2 separate regions of the Mus musculus genome follow, and region 2 is linked to region 1. A link is a loop called in an ENCODE intact Hi-C map of the cell type or tissue named here. Cell type or tissue: heart. All regions are shown on one strand.

What was found. Peaks named below come from ENCODE experiments on the same cell type or tissue, not always from the same donor. Only the 100,000 strongest peaks of a DNase experiment are listed, where the experiment ranks them.
Region 2: it touches region 1 in a loop (2.7-fold over the local background); 2 of 42 quality-filtered maps call a loop at or near these places.

The regions. Positions count from the first base shown.
Region 1 is chr7:133,310,944-133,318,943 of GRCm38, reverse strand. No RefSeq gene overlaps it. Among named protein-coding and RNA genes, the nearest start is that of Gm35567, 99 kb to the right of the region's middle. In heart, no CTCF peak of the experiment used is centred here; no DNase peak of the experiment used is centred here; H3K4me3 peaks cover 536 bases; H3K27ac peaks cover 1,209 bases.
Region 2 is chr7:133,015,731-133,023,730 of GRCm38, reverse strand. It overlaps a transcript of Ctbp2 not described here. Among named protein-coding and RNA genes, the nearest start is that of Ctbp2, 4.5 kb to the right of the region's middle. In heart, no CTCF peak of the experiment used is centred here; DNase peaks (open chromatin) are centred at 3,910, 4,570 and 7,873; H3K27ac peaks cover 1,004 bases.

The DNA of each region.
Region 1 (8,000 bases):
GTATATCAAAAAATAAGGTAGGAGGGCTAGAGTGAGACTTCAGTGTGTAAGAGTACTTGCTGCTCTTGCAGAGGACTTGAGTTCAGTTCTCAGCATCCACGTGGCACCTCACAACTGTCTATAAGTCCAGTTCCAGGGAACCCAACACCCTATTCTGGTCTCTCACATACACATGGAATACATGCATACACTCAGGCACATACATGCCCATAAAATAAATTAAATCAATAAGGTGAAACTAATTAAGGAAGATACTGGCCTCAGCTTCTGGCCTCCACATGCACACACACACACACACACATGCACCCACACATACATGTGCACACACATACCTGTGTACACACACATGAACATATACATACACAAATATAAACAAAACCAAAGTGTATTCACATAGGACTTCCCCATTACTTAGCAGATGAATGACACAGGGACACAGCGCTTCCCTCCAGGGAGGCCCCTGTGCACCAGGTCCTGCTCTGCGGCACAGTGCTGCCTTCTACAGCCTGTGCCTTCTTCCTCCTGTCTCACCTTCCCTTCTTCTCCAGTCAATAACTCCTGGAACACAAAGAGGGATCCGTACCGGCTCACTGGCTCGCTATGAATCACCCAGAGTGCTGCATTTTAGAACCCAATTTTTAAAGCTCACTTACACTTCAGAGGAGAAAAATAGCAACATTACTGGAAGGCTCAATTAAATTATCCCAGGTTAACGTCTCCATGAATAACTGCAAACACACGGCCCGTGGATATACTAGGAACTGTTTCCTTTGCAGATCTATGGTCTGTTTTGTTAGCACATTAAAATATATATATTCCTAATAGAAAAAAAATGTTTACTCCTTTTTAGAGCAAGTTAATGCCTATCCTTCCCAGGACAATGACTTCCTTAGAACCACAATAGCTTTTATCTCCTTAAGCCCCAAAGGACACTGGGAAAATCTCTCACTTGGGTTAACTTTGCTGAATATATTTAACCAGTAAATTATTTGCCTTCCCAACTGGAAGAGCCAATATACGTTTATGTCCTAGGAATGGTTTGTTTTACTAACTTTATGAGTGAAGACCTCAATAGTAGCAAAGCCAAGGGACATTTAATTAAGTTATATTTGCTTTTTCATGATCTTAGGCTCAAGCTTATAAATCAAGAATCAATGAGTACTTAATTTCCTCTTATAGCATTAAAAGTAATTGCTTCATAAATTCTCTTTAGTAATCCAAATATTTGCACACAGCACAGCACAAAGAGAAGTTGTCTTACTGATGAGAGCCCAACTTTTATTTTATTAGAATAAAATGGAGCTGGCTCATTTTATAGCTTGTGATTTTCCTGGCTGCCTCAAATTCCTTTTTGAAGCAGACAGGATATAAATTTAAAATAAATACAATTATGACTTCACTTGAGGAGGGGGGGGAGCCAGTCTACTTATTTAAAATGTAAAAAGAAATCACAGCTGTGGATCTATCTCCACCTAGTAGAATATAAACATAATAGCTACATTTTCCTCCCCACCAGAAAAATCAAGCCTACTTTGAAGACTGGTTTTGCCTTTATTTCACCTGTATGTTTTAGTTGGGGGAAGGGAGAATCAAAGAATCCATTGGCATGTGCCTTTAATCCCAACACTAGGAAGTGGAGACAGGAAGATTCCTGGGGCGTAGTGGCCGGTCAGTCTAGCCAAATTGGCAAGCTCTGGGCTTAGTAAGAGACTGTCTCAAAAAATAAGGTAGAGAGCAATTTGAGGAAGACTCTAATGCTGACCTCTGGCCACACGTATACACACACATGAACGCACTCTCTCTCTCTCTCTCTCTCTCTCTCTCTCTCTCTCTCTCTCACACACACACACACACACACACACACACACACACACACACACACACACACACAAATAAAATCATTGTCGGTTACATCTCCATGGATGATTGCCAAATTTGGACTTGCAGCAGAATCTGGAAGCACCCGCTTATGTTAACCCTTTGTTCACATTTCCCCCACCCTAAACAACACACTGAGGTTTACAGTCCAGCGCTCAGGCTCAGGTGCAGCCTGGGGCTGTGTGGGAGGAGCCCAGGCTTTCTGGTAGCCAGTCCAGAACCAGGACTGCTCCCCAGCAACTGCAGTCTGCACATAGAGAGTAGCATATGCTATATGCCAGGGCCTCCATAAAACAGAATGTGCGAGAGAGCCAGTGTCCCTGCAGGCGGGAACTTCCAGACTGGCTGCAGCATAGGTGAGTCTGGACCACACTGTAGTAAGTGGAAGAGGCCAGTCACAGAAGAGCCTGTGTTAAGGCTGTGTGTGGTGGTGTACACCTGGGGCAAGAGGATGGTGAGTTCAACAACAGCCTGACCCAAATATGAGACTCTGTCCTAAAGGGAGATGTTATACGACTCCATCTACATGAAATAACCACAGAGGAACGCAGAGTAGAAGGGATGCCAGAGACTGTGGGACAGAGAAACTGAGAATGGGGAGGACAGTTAGGGGCTGTACAGATTCTTTGGAAAATAGTGAAAATATTCTAAAATTGATCGTGGTAGTATATGAACAGGTCTCTGAAAGAGAAAATAATGCATTGTGTTGGAGTCACTTAACATTTAAACCGGAATATTGTATGCAGTGTGAATTACATCTCAAGGAAGCTGTTTTTTAAAGATAGATATATTGTACTTATAACTCCAACCTAAAGCCCATGGCTGAGGAGGTCCTGATCTCTAGGTGAGGATTTATTATTAGAGCATAGCTATGTTGACCTGGTTCCAAATTACTTTCCAAATACCTGTTTATATACATAGACTGATACCGCTCTCAACCTTAATTAGAGCCTCTCTTTGCAGTGAACAGTGATGAATGGAGAAGCATGGCTGCTCCGAGTACTGAGAATAAGTCACAGGTTGAGGGAGCATAACCCTAAAACAGGACGTTTATAAGGTTCCATAAGGCTCAGGGAACATCATGGAAGGAGGATCGGAAACAATCACTGTACCAGAGGACAGTGAGGCACTACAAATGCCATGTCCCTGGGCTGACCTGGGCCAGAAAGTGACTCTTCAGTGACAGGTTGCTGGAGGGAGGAGCAGAGGGCAGGAAGTCTGGGGTCAGGGGCTGTTGCACAAGGGCTGCTATGTCTTATGCAGGCAAGTCTGCTAAGAAGTACGGCATCTTACACATGGTTTGCAGGCGACAGAAAGCCATCATGCCACAGGATGAAGTCAGCAGGAAGCTAATCAAGCAACACTGCACAAAAGGAACACAGGATTATCTCAAGTGCTTCACAGACCTAGAGCTCAGCAGCCTCAGGACTGATAACTCGGCCCTTCAGTGGGGGAAAGGTCAGGTTCCCAGGGCCCCAGCCATAGACAGGACATTGCCAAGTCTCCCCCACCCCCACCCCCACCCCGGGGCAAGGAAACCAAATTAGTGTTCCCTTTGACCTTTAATTAGGGCCTCTGAGAAAGCCTTGGAGAGACCTGGCCTTCAACACTGGGTTTGACACAGCTATTACAATCCCGATCCCCATATGAGCCGAGGTTGCATCCACTGTCCTGCACGTGACTGGTTCAGTTGCTTGTCAATTATGGACTGGGGAGGAGCTCACCGAACTCTACCCTAATCTGTTGAGCTATTGTCAACTAATGGATTCTGAGGAAGGAGATTTCATTATCTTTGGTGGTATGCCTGCAGGTGAGTGCTCCAAACCTAAGGTCACACAGACAGCCAGGTTAAACTCAAGGGGGTCACAAAACAAGAGACATGAATGTAAGAAAAAAGACCTGTAGAGAAGAGGAGAGTGTAGGGAGAATTTTGGTTTCTTTTAAAAGCCACTTAGGTTATGGGACTATGTTTTCTGTTTTAATCCCGTGGTGTGGGATATGGGGCTGCTTCAGGTTATCCATAGCAGCTGATTATGGTTGGTCTGATGCTCTAGCAGGGGCGTGATTCTGCCAGCTGAAAGTAGTTTATGTTTGGAATTCTGGGGACTCTTGAGAAGGTATAAATGCCAGTACCCTGAGAGAGGTGGCGGCTGTTGCTGGATTGCTGGATTGCTGGTTATTGGTTGCTGGCTAGAGATATCCTAACTATGAACTCGCCCCAAGGAACTCAATGCCCCTAATCAGCAGAAAGTAGTCTAACAAGATCAATGCCCACTTTCCCTTTAACTTTCTTTCTCTCCTAGTGTTGGGAGGTTAGAGAGATTGGAGTGGAGAAGGGTGATAGATAGAAAAACCCAATAAAGTAGCCAAAAAGTACTGCTACAGGGAGTGAGTGACAGCGGTGGGAGGGAGATAAAGAGGATGGGGTATGAGAGTGGCCAGAATGTATTATACACAGTATGATATTGTCAAAGAAAAAAACTAATAAAAAAATACATTTTAAAAATGCGCCTGGTGCCAAAGGGCATCATTTAAATAGTTAATACACCTATGTTTAAAAGGACGATAGAGCAAGACTAGAAGCCTTTTTCCTGAGGAGGCAGATAGTAGGGGCTTGGTCCGGGTATCTCAGGACATCGATGCCTCTGTCAATGTCACCCAAAGGCCAGACTTAGTTTCACCCTGAGGAATATAATGGAACCAAAAGGTGCCCCGGCCTCCTCTCCCACAACACCTCAGAATCCCCCTTTCTCTGCTAGGGATGAGTGTGTGAACCAGGATGTGTGTCTGTCAATTAAAGCAGGTCTGGACAGTTACCAATCCTTCATCCAGATGCCAAATCCTTAGAACTAGCACAGTGACCTCAGGGGATGGGTTGTGATCACAGGTCCTCAGAATGGCAGTCTCGCGAGGATGGATGTCTTCGTGTCCTCTGTGCTGCTTGTGGCTGACAAACTTGATATAACCTTGGGGAGGGCAGGGGAGGGGAGGGGAGGGCAGGGGAGGGGAGGGGAGGGCAGGGGAGGGGAGGGGAGGACAGGGGAGGGCAGGGGAGGGGAGGGGAGGGGAGGGCTTATTTGGCTCACAGGTTAGAGTCCATCTCCTAAGAGTCAACTGAGAAAAGTGAATGTAAGTTGAGAAGCTGCCTCCCTCACATCGGGCCCGTGGGTGTGTCTCGTGGGCGTGTTATTTACTTGATTGATTGCCATGAGACAGCCCAGCCCACTGTGGGTAGTGCCGTCCCTGAGCAGGTGGTATAAAGCAGACTGAGGGACCATAGAAGGCAAGCTTGTAAGCCCTATTCCCCTAGTGTCTGCTTCAGCTCCTGCCTCCAGGTTCCAGCTTTGGCTTCCCTAGGAGATGGACTCTAACCTGTGAGCCAAATAAGCCCTCCCCTCCCCTCCCCTCCCCTGTCCTCCCCTGTCCTGCCCTCCCCTCCCCTTCCCTCCCCTGCCCTCCCCAAGCTGCCTTTGGCCATGGTGTTTATCACAACCAAGGGAAACAAACCAGTCCACCCACTGACTCTGTCTTCAGAACTGCTGGCTGACCCCAGCTTCAAGAACTCCCTAGAGCTGTCCTTCAAGGCTCACTAGCTCAGGGGAGCCACAGTTGAAATGACTTCCTTCCAGAAAAATATCAGCAGGAAAACCATCCATGTGACTTGTCCTGCAGTGGTGACTCTGGCTCTTCATGCCTCCCAGTCAGTGAGCCTGCTGCCTGCCGCTCTGGCTTGTGCCGCGCTGCGGATGTCTTCAGCATCCATCTCTGTAGATCCACAAACTGACTGTAATTCTCTCTGGGTTCTCTTAAAAACTGAAGCTGTGAGCGCTGCTTTGTGTCAGGGCCAGACTTTTCCAAGCCTGGTGCTCCAGCTGGGCTAAATCCAGGACAGGCTGTAGCATCTTCCTATTGTCCCCAGTCCCCAGCCCTTGCCACCCTGCTGAGATTTCTAAGACTTGAATTGAGTTTAGTCTTTTAACAAGCAGAGACTTGGATGGGTGCATGTAGGCAGAGGCATCCGAATGCCACTTCTCAAGGCCTGAAAGGAAAAACAAGCGTGTTCTTTAGCGATATCAAATGAGACGAAGGAAGGCAAGAACAGCCCGGGGTCACAGGCAACTAGCGGAGTGGAAGAGTTCCATTGGAGCGCAATGGAATAATCAAGATTTATTTTTTTAAAATACTGTTATTAAATAAACATTACAGAAACTTTTGCATTGCCTACTTATTTATAGCTTAAGGCATGAAAACCCACATTAGTATGTTGAATTACAAAGATTCACTGCAGCCTGCTAGCTGACAGCACATCAAATTATTTGCAAATATTTTCTGAAACAGTAACCTTGAAGGATGCCAGCCCCATTCAGTGTAACCTTATCAGGAGACGAGAGAGAGCTGCTGACGGGTTTCCCTTCCAGCAACCTCCACAGCAGGCTTTTCAGCAAGGAGTGCAGTGCACACACACCCCCAACCCCCAACCAACACCCCCAACCCCCACGAAGCACCAATGCCATCTCTTAGGCACTGGCATCTCTCTGCCTCCCTTGCAGAAGATGGTATCTGGGGAGTCCCTTGAGGATTGTGATCTGGGTAAGAATTGGTCTGTGCATCGGTCAGAGGTAAGAGCCTTACTGTCCTCCTTCCTGTAAACCATGGTTCTGCAAAATCATATAATTGCCTTAACAGAGCGTCTCTAATGGGGAAAAGCAAAGTCAAAGGAAAACAGAATCTTAAGGCTCATAGACCCTCACAAACATCTGCGTCGTCCGTGAAGGTAATATTCTTAGCACAGAGGAGCTGGGGCCTAGTGCAAAGGAAAAACGTAGATTCCTCAAGGGAGTCATTATATATGTATATATATATACACATACATATATCCAACGTATCTGCTTTAAAATGCCTTAATTATTCCTTTTCCTTTAACATTTGACATTATCTTCAAATCTTATACACCTTCCTTTCCCATCAAAAACTATCTTTCTTTGGTGAGCCATCTTTATTTGGACCCATGGAAACAACTGTAAAGCAGTCGGGTGTCTTAAAAGTCACATCTAGATCATTTAGCAAGCTTGGCACAACATCTAACTTCTAAAACCAGCATTTGCCAAATATTTTTGCCATATCGAATTTGCTACACGACTGAGAAAGCTCTAATTGCTTGGCATAGATGGGGCCATGTTAAAATTAAGCAAAATTGATTGCCTTCAAAATAACCTTTTGTTTTTGCCTCCAAAGAGCTGCTTTGCACATTTGGTTCAGGTAAGAACACATTGCTCATGTTGACACGAACATCTTTCATGTCTTAAAAAGGCTCTGTGTTTTTCCATTCTCCCATCAATAAAAACAAGCCCATATTTTGCCCCTCCTCAGTAAACTCAGTGATTGCTTCTTAAGTGTCTACCTTGGGCCCAGTGCTATGCTATTAAATGCAGCTCTGCCCCCTGCAGTGACTAAGTACCACAGCCTTGGTATGCTGCACTGATAGGGAGCCGGTAGGCGTGTCCTCAGAGACACCAGCACAGCGTTCTTAGGTGATCAACATCTTTAAATGACTTCACAAATTAGAATAAAATCAAAATTGTCTCATTTAGATTGTCAGATCTGATATGCTCTCAGTAATATATTTTTAAAAAGGAAATCTAGACATCTATTATGAAGACGGCCGAGGTAAGAGACAGGAGATGTCAGGTCCCTCCAAAGAGTTCCGAAGACAAAAATCTAGTTTATAATGAGATGAATAACAATGAGCTACATTCCAATCATTCCAGAGGAAATGCATCAAGAGAAGAGAGAGGGTTGGACATGGTAGATCACACACACACACACACACACACACACACACACACACACACACACACACCAATGACAAAGCCGGGAGAAAGAGGAAGACTACAAGCCCCAGGCCAGCCAGGTTTACCTAGTGAGACCTGCCGAAAAGGATGTTAATAAGGGAAGAGAAAACAAGCTAGCGTGAAATGAACATCTTCTATTTGCCAGATGATTCACACATCTTGAAGTCTCAACTCAGACATGCATGGATCCCACTGGCATCCTGTACAATAGCTACCTCATCTGGGCAAGTAAGAAAAAAAAAATACTTGCGACAATCAGAGTTTTAAAGG
Region 2 (8,000 bases), 300 kb after region 1:
TTAGCCGTTCTGAGAGCTCTGCTCTCTGTAGATTTTGCTGTTTAGACTGAAGGCGTTGTACACCTACCACATAGCTGTGCATTCTCACCGTGCCTGTTGAACTTAGACTTCCAGATAAGATAGCCTGTTCTGCCCTTTGCTGCAATATTCCGTCCTGGAGGATGTTTGGTAGGTGGAATAGTTGGTTTGCTTTTTTCTTTTTTTCTTTTGTTTTTCTGAGATAGGGTTTCTCTGTATAGTCCTGGCTGTCCTGGAACTCACTCTGTAGACCTGGCTCAGAAATCTGCCTGCCTTTGCCTCCCCAGTGCTGGGATTAAAGCCGTGTGCCACTACTGCCCAGCACTTTGCTATTTTTAAAAAAGGTTTATTATATATTTATTTATTTTTATTTTTTTTAGTTTTTCGAGACAGGATTTCTCTGTGTAGTCCTGGCTGTCCTGGAACTCACTCTGTAGACCAGGCTGGCCTTGAACTCAGAAATCCACCTGCCTCTGCCTCCCAAGTGCTGGGATTAAAGGCGTGTGCCACCACCGCCCGGCTACATGTTTATGTATAAGAGTACACTGTAACTATACAGATGGTTGTGAGCCTTCTTATGGTTGTTGGGAATTGAATTTTAAGACTTCATCTCTGCTTGCTCCGCTCAACCCCGCTTTCTCCGGTCAACACCGCTCGCTTATTCCCTGCTTGCTCTGGCTCAACAATTTATTTACTATTATAAATAAGTACACTGTAGCTGTCTTCAGATGCACCAGAAGAAGGTGTCAGATCACTTTTACAGGTGGTTGCTGGGATTTGAACTCAGGACCTTCGGAAGAGCAGTCAGTGCTATTTTTTGCAATGAGGTTTTGCTGTGTATACTAGGCTGTCCTTGACCAATCCTCTCGTCTCAGTTTCTTTAGTACTGGGTTAATTGGTGAGTGCTACCACCATATCCAGCTTTGGTTTTGTTTTTAATTGATTAAATGCACATGTCTCCTACATTCTGTAGCAAGCCTTTCACCCTGAGTTTTGGAGAGCTGCCTTCTGCTGGTCTTGATAGTGCTAACCATCCCTTAAGCCTCTCTCGTCGAACACCTGCTACCCGGTGCCCATCCATCCCTGTTTCTGGGATCCCTTGGCAGAGTTGGGTGAGCTTCTCTCAGTGCCATAGGAGCTGACCAGATGAAATTTTAGCTTCGCCCCTGTGAGGATTCGTCTCCAGAACTTTCCACTGAAGCCCACTCAGCCTCTTCCTAGTCTCTTTAGGGGATGCTTGCGTGTTCCCCTCTGAGTTAATGCCAGGGACCACGACCTGAATGAAGCCCCATCTTTCTCTCTACCTTGACGTGGAATGTGAACCGTCACTCACATATACATAGCCAGAGTACATCTCTGCTCCATGTTGAAGAGGCAGCCAAAGTCTTTGGGACTCCATCCAAATCATCTGGAATAATAAAATCTTTGAGGCTTACTTAAAAGCCAGATTTTAATGTGCTTTTGTAATTGACCCTTTTTGATATCTGTAATTTGTTCTCCGCTGGCTTTCTTGATGCCTGCTCTCAGACAATCCTTGAGTACGTTGTATGGAATAATTACAGAACAGCCTTTGATAACACGGGCTGTTCATCCCTAGATTGAACCTGCTTTCTCTCTGATGTATGCCTTTCTTCTCTCTGGTTTGCTGACATAATTGACGCAGTGCATTTGTGGATTGCACTTACCAGAGGATTTGAATACTGTATTGGATCATGCCAGGGTAGTTGGGCTTTTCCCAAATATTTATGGGTCAGAGAGCAGGCTTGCTGTCACTCCAGCCTTGCAGAGCTAAGCCAAGGTTTGGGTCTGTAGAACTGTATGTAGTACTCCTCTATGGCTTTGCCTATGAACATCTTACAATGGGCTAGGATAGAGTCACTCCCTAAACACAATCCTTTCCTATAGCTGTTGAAGTGTGAGAAAAAAAATAAAGTAGGTATTTTAGTTCATTGTGTTTGAGCGTTTCTTTAGAAATGTGGTGGAAACGAGTTTCAAGCATGGTATCAGCTGAGTTAGGATAAGCAAAAGAAATACAGGAAATACACGGAAGTGTTGTGAACTGCTTTTACATAAAAGTTGTGATCACAGACTTCTCCTGAGTACTCTCATAGGCACAGAATAAAAGAAATGTGTGGCTTCTCTGTGTCCTCTTGGTCACCAAGAAGCTCACAGAAAGTGCTGCAGAGGCAAGCCAGGGTGCTTTCACGGGTAGTGTCTTCCCACTCTGAGTTGGATCTGCCTACCACGGTGGCTGAGCACCCCAGCAGGTGCCTGTATTGGTCTAACATCCCCTAGATGTTTGTTTCCGAGTTGTGGAAGAAATCAGCTCAAAGCCCGCGGAGGGCATGGTGGCATGGGTTGGCTAATGGGGCTTCTCCAGTGGCCTGTCTGTGGCCTGCCCAACACAGCACCTGTACAGAAGGAGCAGTTTGTGTCATGTTTGGTTTTCTTATTTGAATTTCCACATTCAAGATGCTGTTTGGTTTCGCCTGTCCCTCTTTTATTGAATGTATTATGCCTTTGTGGATTTGTTTGGGTTTGCATAGGAGTGGGCTTGAATCCTACAGTCCACAGGCCCTCCTGATCATTTTCAACAAGCCGTCTTTCGGAGGCTCCCAAACCTACATCTTAAAAATGGGATTCATAATGTTGCTGTACATTTTAATTATATGTTGAGATCAGGCAATTATGCACATTTCCAGTAATTAAGTGATTAGCTGCAATTACTTTGGCTGTGTAAATAAATATACAATAGTCAACTAGACGTGGCTCAAAACTCTACAATACAAACAAGTGTCCCAGATCATGCTCAGCATTGTAAAGAAATGCTCAGACAGGGAAGCTGGAGCCATAATCTGCAAGTGATAAAAATCCTGTATTGTCTTATTTGAGAATAGGAGCACTGACTCCGCCTGTGGGAGTCCAGCCTCCCGGCACCTGGGGAGTAGGTTCACAGTGTCGTCCAGTCCTGGACAGGCCTTACCTTGGCGAGAAGACTCAAGTTCCAGGCTGAATTCACTCTCCCTTTATCACTGGTCTGGTGCAAGTGTTGTTCCTGGGCTCGTTCCATCTCTGATGTGGGCCACTTCGCTTCTCCACTGGGGCTCAGTGATGTGTGGTACCATTGGAGACCCCAGCACGGGATGCCCTGCTCTTTTCCAGTTTGCTCTTTTGGTTGCTGCTGTCACCCACCACTTCCAGTAGACTCTGGGCACTGGTGCCCTGATTCCATTACTACTTGAGCTCAGTCACCCTGCCAGTCAGTACTGGCTAGGGTCACCCGGTCATCTTCCCAGCCTGGTTTCTTATTGGTGCATTTCCTTCCTCTTAGTCATATTTAGGACAGCGATGATCTCCTAGGGAGGAGCCAGGACAGTCATCTTAGCTATATAGTAGGTCTGCAGGCAGCCATAGACCCATGGACTGCTGAATCAGGAGATGGACTTGGCCCACTGAGCATTGCCCTTCTTCCCTTTCAGAAGCTACAGGTGTTAGAGTGTGCAGCAGGACCAGTGCAGTTTGGCTTATGTCACGCTGCCCAGACGGTTGTTTGATGTGACCCGAGCAGTGGTCGGATCTCTTGCTAAGCTTTTGCTGTGTTCATTCTCCTTCTGTCTGTCGAGAGCATCCCGTGTGCCACTGTGATTCTGTGGCTTCCTGGAAAGAATCTTTGAAGGTGGCCCGTGCTTGTGGGTGGTGGCTCTCCCCATCCACTATCCCTCTTCCCACGTGTCTTACTCCTCAGAGAGGCACATGTAAAACATAGTGTTCCTCCCTCCCTCCCTTCCCACTGGCACTGTGAGAAGCACAGATTCCACAAAGAGGGTGGACACTCATCCTTCCTGGTCCCATGGAAGAGCTTTGCAGCCCATGCCCTGGCTGTCGAATGAACACACACACACACACACACACACACACACACACACACACACAGAGTCTCTTTGGAGCAGGGTAAATATGCTCCCCAGCCTTAACGCTCTAGCCAAGAAGTGGCGAGAACACCCTGTTTGTGGTGAAAGCTTTATTCTTGACAGCTGAGCCGACCTTGGGTCACAGCTCTTAATTCCTGTGCTCCTGCCATTTGAATAAAAGTGCTTTAAGCCCCACCCACATTTCCTGTGGCTCTTTTCCCAGTGCTTTATAGAAGTAACACCTTTCTTTAGTAAAGAACATTGGGTACACAAGAGAAAAGGCCATTTTTTGTTGTTGCTGTTGTTAAAGGCAGGAACGCTGCATTTCAACACAAACTCTAGATCACTTACCTTCAAAGAAAACTGGGATTTTGAAAAAGGGAAAAGGCAAGCACAGCCTGTCCACGTTTAAAAGTAGGAGGTAGGCACAGCTAGGGCCTATTTTTGCCTCTGTCTCAGCTGGAAGGCAATGTGTAACCCACTGACCTGAGCAGCACCGCTGGCTATGGGAGGCCACGGCCATCACTTTGTCCTGGTGTCCATGAGGGACAAGAGGCCCCACTTCCCCCAGCAGGTTCTTTATTCTCAGGGCTTCATTAGTCTCGTGCATGGCCTAGGTGTTGGAAGAGCACCGACACTGGGGGCCTGGCTTAGGGCTTCCGTGTCTCGGGTACCTCCATAGCATCCCAGGTTGGGGCCAGCTGCCCACCAAGCCCAAGCAACTCCCAAGAGACTGAGAGCTACCCACAGGCGTCATCCCACCAGGTGAGCAGGAAGCTGCAGGGGGCCCTGAAGAAGGGCCAAGTGACCTTCACATTTGGATGGCTTTGGCACTGATGGTGCTGTCTGATTTTGTCTTTTAGGTGATTCCTCTCAGTCACCCTTCTGGCTTAAAGTAGTTTTGTAGCTGGTTGACTGGTTGTGAAGTGCTTTGGGGAGGGGGTATTTTTCGAGGCCTGCCCATGGGGTGTCTTGACCCTCATCTGCCAGTTCTCTTCCCTAAGCTCGAGTTGCGCCTTCTATTGCAGAGTTCGGGAACAGGCTGCCAGCAGACACCACTTGCCACTCCGTGTCAGCCACTCAGTTCTTTTTCACAGTCCACTCTTTGTTGGGTTTATTTCATATGCACTGGTGTATGTCTGGGTGAGGGTGTCAGATCTTGGAGTTACAGTTCTGAGCTGCCATGTGGGTGCTGGAGTCCTCTCTCCAGCCCCAGAGAGGATTTTTTTGTTTTTGTTTTTTGGATAAGGCTATATCCCTGAAACTCGTTAGCCTTCAGAAACTGGACCCATCCTGCCCTTTTCAGACAGCATGAGATTTCTCAGGAAATCAGTCCTTTCTCAAATGCTGTGATGAGTTGGTTTGGTTTAGTTGTTTGTTTGGTTTGGTTTGGTTTGGTTTTTTAAACAACTTCCAGGGTTATTTGGGAAGGATTAAGTCCAAGCACAGGCGTTTTCGGTCTAACAGGAGAAAACATCTGTCGAAATATTTTGGTGAGCTGAGGCTTCGTTAATTTGATTGGCTTCCAGACAGAACCAGCTGCAGCAGGTTGCTGGGAATGGAATCTGGACCCCCTGATTCTACTTCAGAGGGGCAACGAGCAGGGCCTGTCATCTGCTGCCACCTCCCTGGCTGCATGATCACACCTTTGCATAGTCTCAGGGGCTGCCTACGTCATTGCTGGCTTCTTAGTTCTTCTTGACCTAGTCTCATATTAGTAATTCTACATTATTTAGATTTGTGGACCTGGCCGTTAACAAAACCCCTGACAGCAAACGGGTAAGGCACCCAGAGCCACAGGGGATTGATAGAGCATTTCCCAGATCTAGTTATGTCTGGAGAGGTCTGGTGTTTTGCCTACATGTCTGTCCACACTACAAACACCCTGCATTGGCGTTAATGCTGTATCTTGTCTTGAGAGAGGGGAATACCCAAGAAGGACTGAATAGTTGCCAGCCTTTGAAGGCCACAGATCCAGCTATGACTGGAGCATACCACCTCATCATCAAAGTCTTCTCCTCAGTGGGCATTGCTGGTACTTTCAGGTCCGATGATCCCCAGAAACTTCCAGAATTACTTTGTTAAATATGGTTCCCTTTCCTCATCCCAGGAGGGCACAGTGACCCCAGCTTTGGGAGTTCTTTGCCCAGCTTTGCTATGACCTATGACCCCAGACGGGATCCCGACTCTTCATTCCTCAGTATTTGGTATGATGTCATCAGTACCTGTGATACTCACATGTGGCCAGGTATATAATTGATGCCCCCCCCCCCCCCAGTTGGCCTGGCAACTGGGTGAGTGCCTTGTCTTACTTTGAATCCCTTGCTTGTGAAGGGTGGGTGATAACCTGGGATATCCATCTTGCTTGGTCAGCTGTGTTCGCTAGCCAGTTATGCAGTAGAGACACATTCATCTCCATGAGGTTTAGTGCTCTGCTTCAAAAAACCCCTGGGCCCAGACATTAGCACCCTTTCTGTGTCAGTGTATGTGTGTGCACACTGGCACACACCCCCCCCTCCCCCACCTGTCTGCTTGCTGGGATGTTCTTCTGAATAGTGCCAAGTAGAGAACCCTGCAAACAGCTTCCCCAGCTCACCTTCCCTGGACCCTGACAGACTACTACTATCTACTTCAGTGAGCTGGCGTGTATGGTGTCCCAGGCTCTGTACTGTTTCCCGTGCTTTCTGCCCCCCCCCCCCCCCCCCAATGAACCTGCTTAGAGGCAGAGAATTGTAAATCCTGGCTTGGGTGTGTCCTGGCATACCCCCCCCCCCCCAAACACACACACACACACACACACACACACACACACACGGTTTCTCTGTATAGCCCTGGCTGTCCTGGAACTCACTTTGTAGACCAGTCTGGCCTCGAACTCAGAAATCCGCCTGCCTCTGCCTCCCAAGTGCTGGGATTAAAGGCATGCGCCACCATGCCTGGCCCCCTTGGCCTTCTTTACCTGGCCCTCTCTGCCTGTCATCAGTCACAGTGTGTTGTGGGTAGGTTCCTGACACTGGCCCAAGAAGGTATGGCTGTAGTTGATGAGTGGCCGTCCGAGGCTTTACAATGATGCTTTGTCGTTCCCGGGTTTTCATTCTGAGTACCAGGAAATTTCCATCTCGTATGACATTGGGTCAGGAATGGGGGCTGTGGTGCCAGCGTGGTGGTCCCTAGTCTTTGCGGGTTAATTGTGTTCGGGTTAATTGCACAGTGGTCCAGCCTTGGTCACAGCCACACTGGGAAGGTGACATCTGTGGCTTCTTGAAGGCTGGTTTGGCTGGATCAGGACCCTTTAGGGAGGAGTGTGACACAGCTCTTCTCCTGGAATTTGTGTTGGATATTGGGGACTGGGCATGGGCATGGTGAAAGGATGGAAAGACCATAAACCTACTTAATAGAAATGGTACTGTTATCTAAATTTCCACCTCAAAGTAAGTTTCCATATTTCTCATATTTGTTTTTCATTTCTTGTTTTCCTTTTAAATGGCTAGCATTTGTCTAGTTGCGAGAACTTTTTGGTCTTGTGGCTGTGTACAGTTAGCTACATGAACTCATTTAAATATACTTCTTGATTACCCCCTCAGTTTATTTTGTGAAATCTGTTAACACAATGGTGTCAAGAGGGAGCTTTGTACGTGCCGCACAGACTGAGATGGGAGACACAAGAGTTCCTGTTTTTCTTCCCTGGTGGCCAACCCACTACTCAGCCCAATCCCTGTTGTTGTCTTACAGTGAGAATTCCAGGTCCTAACCCATACTTTGTCTTTTTCTCTGTGGTATGAAAGAATCTTACCATTTAAAGGTAGAGAGAATTTGGGTTTGGGCTATATAACCTATTTGATCTATAACCAGAATCCTGGAAGTCAGGTTCCAGGGTTGGACAGAGTCCCTGCCTCCCAGAATACCTCCCATTCTGGAATCGGTCCCGGGGGCTCTCCATTTGATCTGTTGTAGCTGTGTGCTGCTAGATTAATGTAATGTCTCTCGCAGAGGGATTAGGACTGGATGGACAGCTAAGTAGTTCCAGTTTGCTTCTCTTGCACTTAGTGAAGAGGACACTGGTCAGAGGCT